2 separate regions of the Mus musculus genome follow, and region 2 is linked to region 1. Evidence: chromatin contacts called from ENCODE Hi-C data. All regions are on one chromosome and are shown on one strand. Each heading gives the region's core, a stretch centred on a gene start or an enhancer-like site at or near the end of the contact. The rest is flanking DNA. Distances are from core to core; before and after follow the strand shown. Region 1 holds the start of Amdhd2 (amidohydrolase domain containing 2). Region 2 holds the start of Olfr124 (olfactory receptor 124).

Region 1 (2,794 bases), core at 199-2,698:
GCAAGAGTTCAGGTCTAAGGGATAAACCCGCAGAGAACACATGAAGACAGCAACCTAAACAAGCTTCCTTAAAACTGGGAAAACTAGCCTGGCGTGGTGGCACACGCCTTTAATCCCAGCACTCGGGAGGCAGAGGCAGGCAGATTTCTGAGTTTGAGGCCAGCCTGGTCTACAAAGTGAGTTCCAGGACAGCAAGGTCTATACAGAGAAACCCTGTCTCGAAAAAACAAACAAACAAACAAAAACCGGGAAAACTGTGGGAGAACCTTACATGAAATTTGGAACAAGACAACAGACCTCCTGCTAAGATAGAAGGTGGAAGGGTGAGGACAGAAGCCAGTCCACAGCAACAGCAGCTCTTTCTGAAAGGCTTTTTCATGTGAGTCACACAGCATAAGCAGGTTAGGGAGGAAGAGCTAGACAAGAGACAATGGCTGTGGCAGAATTCCAGGCGACCTTAGTTCAGGAGACCCAGAGGCTGCCTACAGGGCGTTGGGAGGGCGTGGCAGATGAGAACCGGGGCAGGAAACGTGAGGACAACCGCACTGGCAGTTGCAGAGACCAGGCAGAACCCAACTGAAAGTGAGGCGGATCCCCCTCGGACCCAAGTCCAGGAAGCCCAGATTCGGGTGAAGGAAGTGGTCCTTTCCTGAGGGCCCCTTTGCTCAGGGGTAGAACGGCCTCATCTCACCTTGTGATAAACCTCTGGTGGGGAGGTGACCAGGGTGGGACAGAAGGAGGTGACACCGTGGGACAGGAGCCTCCGGGCCACTAGGGCGACCCCCGAACCCACGTCCTCCGTAGCCTTGGAGAAGTCAACACCAAATCCACCTGTGGCCACAGAAAACAAGGGGGGTAGCACAGTGCTCGGAGCTCCTGCCCTGGGTTCCCTGGCCCGAGCCAGGCCGCACCGTTGATCTGCACATCGATAAAGCCAGGCGCCAGGATGCGGCCTCCGCAGTCCCGCTGCTCATCAGCCACACGCCTCTCCTCAAAAAACAGCTTTTCTGGGTCCAGGATTCGGCCCCCGCGCACCCACAGATCCTCCCTGAGGGCAGAGTAGTAGGCACTTGGATCACCACCAGGCCCTGGAACCAAACCCTAGTTCTATCTCGCACCCAGCTTGTCCCTGCACCCACTATTCTTCTTGGTCCCGGCCACACACCCACGATAGTCCCGCCCTCCACATTCCTGCCCCTTTCAGGGCTTATGCCCTACACTATCCCCATCTCTGCACCCCGCACTGGCGTATCATCAGCTCTATACCCAGCCTAAGCCTGCACCATGCAGCCCAGACCTGAGGAGCGTGCCGCCACGCAGGATGCGGCAGTTGGTGAACTGGAGCACCGGGGCCCCCGCTGCGCACTGCCCGCTACGCATCGTGAGTCGCGCCGAACCCAGCAAGCTTTGGGCGCAAGCCGGCAGAGCCCGGAGCAGCCGTAATCGGAAGCGGGGCCAGGTCGCATCACGTGACTCTCAGCTGAAGGGGCTGTCACGTGGCCGCGGTGCTCACGTGGTGGCGACCACATGATGACAAACCCTGCCAGGCCCGCCCACAGAAGCGCCAGAACACAAGCCAGTCACATCCGAGAACTTTTATTGGACACAGCTGGGAGCCAGCTCTGAGGAGCAGTAGCACTCTATCCTCCACCCTGGCTGTTCAGGGCAGGGGGAAGGGTGGCTCCATCCAAGGAGTCTCAGCAACAGGAACCCCACAAGGCAACAGTCTACTAATGATTACTATATAGTTGGGAGACAGGAGCTGCTCCACAGACGCATGAATAGGTCAAATCTTTTATAAATAAACATCCAGTGAAGAGAAAAATGACAACTCTAGTTCATTCTTATACACAGGAGCACTCTAGGGCGATGGGTGGGGTAACCAGAGGCTGACTTCGTCACTGGTCAGGGGCCTGGGTGGGAGATGAGTGGGCCCGTATGTCCACAGCACGGTGCAGTAGGGGCAAGGCGGGGGCGACAGACAATGGGCACTAGGACACTGCACATTTACAAGACCAACTACTGAGGGGCAGCTGCCCGTGCATGTGTCAGGCTGTTCGTTCTGGAATGAGGAGGGGTGATCTTTACATCCTATCCTGTGACTGATGGTGGAAAAGGACTACTTTGTGGAGAGGATTAGGGCCACGATGAGACCGTAGAGGCCAAGCACCTCCGCAAAGATGAGGATCAGGATCATGCCCACGAACAGTCGAGGCTGCTGGGCAGTGCCCCGAACACCAGCATCTCCGACGATGCCAATGGCAAAGCCAGCAGCCAGGCCACTCAGCCCCACACTCAGGCCAGCACCCAGTTGAAGAAAACTCCTGGGGAGAGAAGAGACACAGGTTGTCAGCAATCTGCCTGTCCACAGGACAATGAAGCACTTCACCTGGGAGGAAAGGCCCAGCACTCACCTGTAGAGGGTGATGCCATCAGTCAGGGAGTTAGCGATAAGTACTGCCACCACCAGGCCGTAGATGGCGATGATCCCAGCCATAACCACTGGGATGATGGACTTCATGATCAGCTCTGGCCTCATGACTGACATGGCTGCGATGCCAGTGCCACTCTTGGCTGTGCCATAGGCGGCTCCCATGGCTGTGGGAGGAGAGAGTAAGTGAGCCCAGAGCAGCTTTTTCCATTCTGCTCCCCAGGTTCCCACCCATTACAAGAACTGAGGCGGGCAGCCAAGCAAGAGCAGCAGCCACTTCTCTTCCCACTAGCAGAGCCATACCTCCAACCTCCTGCTCTACTTCCGCCTGCAGTTCTTCCTGTGGTCATGGGGGCTCGTTTG
Region 2 (2,794 bases), core at 91-2,590, about 14 Mb after region 1:
AAATTATAGTTAGTATGCAGAATGACTGTGATATGAACAAAGAAGTAAAAAATGCCTTTTATAAAATAACTAAAAAGAAATATATTTCAAATGCATACAAATATAGAGATTTGAACAAAAATGAATTTAAGCATGTGTTTATTTATTGTATGTATACATGTTTGTACATGAATGTGGGTATTTGCATGTGAAGGCTTGTGAGAGGAAAATTAGAAAATGGCAGGAATCATTTCTTAAAATTGTTTTAAAGCAGGGTATCTTATTTTTCTGCTGCTGTGATGAACATATGAACTTCTGGCAAATCCTCATGTCTCCCATCTTACTGGAGGAGTATTGGGATTACAGATATGGTCCACTATCCCCACATGTGGCCTTATTGCGTTTTTAATTATATAGGCTCCAGTGATAAACCTTGGGCTACATGGCTTGGATCACAAGCCTTTTACCAACTGAATTGTTTCCCAGCCCAACAAAAACAAATTTAAGACAAGAATTAGAAGAATTGGCCATTGAGGTTACTTTTCATAAGTGATAATATAAAGGAATTTAAAGATTTGAATGGGGCAGCTGAGGTGATAGACAGTAGATCTAGTGAGTCATATTTCAGAATAAAGGAGGCAGAAGGGAAATGTGTACATTTGTGTGTGCTGATAACACTGAGCAATTAGAAATTGATACACATAGTCTACAAGGATTTAAACATTTGGAACTCTGCTGTTTCTCTAAGTTGAAAAGTCCTTTATATAGATATTTTTAAACAGCATGTCCACAATCTACAAATATCTTAGGCCTGAAATTCTAACAACTTACTTAAACCTTCTGCCTTGTTCTTCTATGATGCTTTTTATCTTGCCATAGGATGGGCTGGAGAACCTGGAAACAACAAAAGAAGTCCTGACATGACATCTTATCACCCAGGTTTTGTGAAATGTTCCAGGTTCCACGAGATTCCTGGTCTTATTCTCATTGTGAGAAAGATAGATGTATCAAAGTGCCTCAGCCCTATCTAAAACACAGACCTACTGCACTCTGCCTGTGCTACCTTGTTCAAGTGGTTTGGAGGAACTCTGTTTTCTCCAAATTGGTGTTAATCTATACTATATAATATGTTGTCACTACTAAATACCATCATGTCAAGCTAATGGTATTACTGCTGAAGCATTTTTAAAGAAAATATACCAAAATCCAGAGAATAGCTAACCTGAATTAACCAGCCATTAATTAAGCAACATTCCCTAGGTACACTGCTAATCTCTCAATACTACAACCATGCTGAGACGACATTATACAGAGAGAAAACAAGAACTTTGTCTCTGTATTACTTCTAACTCTCTATTGTTTCCTCCATTGTGACTATCCCTGAAATTGGATATTTTACAGGATATTCTAAAGTTAGAATTTTAACTGTTAATACTAATATGTGGATCAATAATCAGAGCTCAGTAGATGACTTCATCTTATTGGGATTTTCTGACCGGCCTTGGCTGGAGACACCTCTCTTTGTAATTTTTCTGGTGGCCTACATCTTTGCCTTATTTGGTAATATCTCCATTATCCTAGTTTCCCGCCTAGACCCCCAGCTTGACAGCCCCATGTACTTTTTTGTCTCCAACCTTTCTCTTCTGGACCTCTGCTATACTACGAGCACTGTCCCTCAGATGTTGGTCAACCTTAGAGGGCCTGAAAAGACCATCAGCTATGGTGGCTGTGTGGCCCAGCTCTATATTTTCTTGGCTTTGGGCTCAACTGAATGTATCCTTCTGGCCATCATGGCCTTTGACCGTTTTGCTGCCATTTGCAGGCCCCTTCACTATCCTATCATCATGAACCAGAAACGATGCATTCATATGGCCACAGGAACCTGGATTAGCGGATTTGCAAACTCTCTTGTGCAGTCCACCCTCACTGTGGTAGCCCCCAGGTGTGGACAGAGGGTAATAGACCATTTCTTCTGTGAAGTCCCAGCCCTTTTGAAACTAGCTTGCACTGACACAAGTGTGAATGAAGCTGAGCTTAATGTTCTTGGAGCTTTGCTGCTCTTGGTGCCTCTCAGCCTCATCCTGGGTACCTATGTGTTCATTGCTCAAGCAGTACTGAAACTCCGTTCTGCTGAGAGTCGCCGGAAGGCATTTAATACCTGTGCTTCACATCTGCTGGTGGTCTCCCTCTTCTATTTCACAGCTATCAGTATGTATGTTCAGCCTCCCTCAAGCTACTCTCATGAAAGGGGCAAGATCATGGCTCTGTTCTATGGCATTGTCACACCTACCCTCAACCCATTCATCTACACTTTGAGGAATAAGGATGTTAAGGCTGCCCTGAGGAGGGCACTAACAAAGGAGTTTTGGGTCAAGGCAAGGCAATAGCTAGAGAAAGATCAAAGAAGCAAGAATTAACAGATTTGCTTCTCAAAGACAATTCTGGACTTGGAATTCATGAGGAATCAAATGCCACAGAGATCACAAGAGTAATCCAAGAAGGGAACAGTAAACTATTAGTTAAACATATACTGCATTTACATGCTTATAAAAGTGCAATAGATCTTTCATTGTGGCAATAACCTTATGGGATGCTTGAGCTGAAGCAAGACTGAGCACTGTGATTGAAGGATTCATACAACAACACATAGCCATAACATTTGTGATTCTGAGTCACAGCAAAGACACAAATGTTGAAGCACATAAGAAAAATCTGTAAGAAAATTTTAGATCACAATTTTAAATATAAATTATTTTGCAGTACACTTATTTAATATTTCATCCCATACCCAACACAATTTGGGGTTGTCACTCAA

The links. Hi-C counts contacts between places; a loop is a spot of excess contacts on that map.
Region 2: a map of T-helper 17 cell shows a loop between it and region 1 (542-fold over the local background). The contact joins the promoter of Olfr124 here to the promoter of Amdhd2 in region 1. A Hi-C loop is called at or near these places in 5 of 37 maps with a recorded cell type or tissue (T-helper 1 cell, T-helper 17 cell, T-helper 2 cell and 1 more).

The regions. Positions count from the first base shown.
Region 1 is chr17:24,162,285-24,165,078 of GRCm38, forward strand. It overlaps Amdhd2 (amidohydrolase domain containing 2), which reads right to left and starts at 1,449. Exons shown (of 11, transcript NM_172935.4): 1 at 1,298-1,449; 2 at 912-1,048; 3 at 692-831. The coding sequence starts at 1,380. It overlaps Atp6v0c (ATPase, H+ transporting, lysosomal V0 subunit C), which reads right to left. Exons shown (of 3, transcript NM_009729.4): 2 at 2,415-2,598; 3 at 1,581-2,324. The coding sequence ends at 2,120.
Region 2 is chr17:37,803,729-37,806,522 of GRCm38, forward strand. Olfr124 (olfactory receptor 124) reads left to right here and starts at 1,341. Exons shown (of 1, transcript NM_147062.2): 1 at 1,341-2,462. The coding sequence starts at 1,419. The coding sequence ends at 2,366.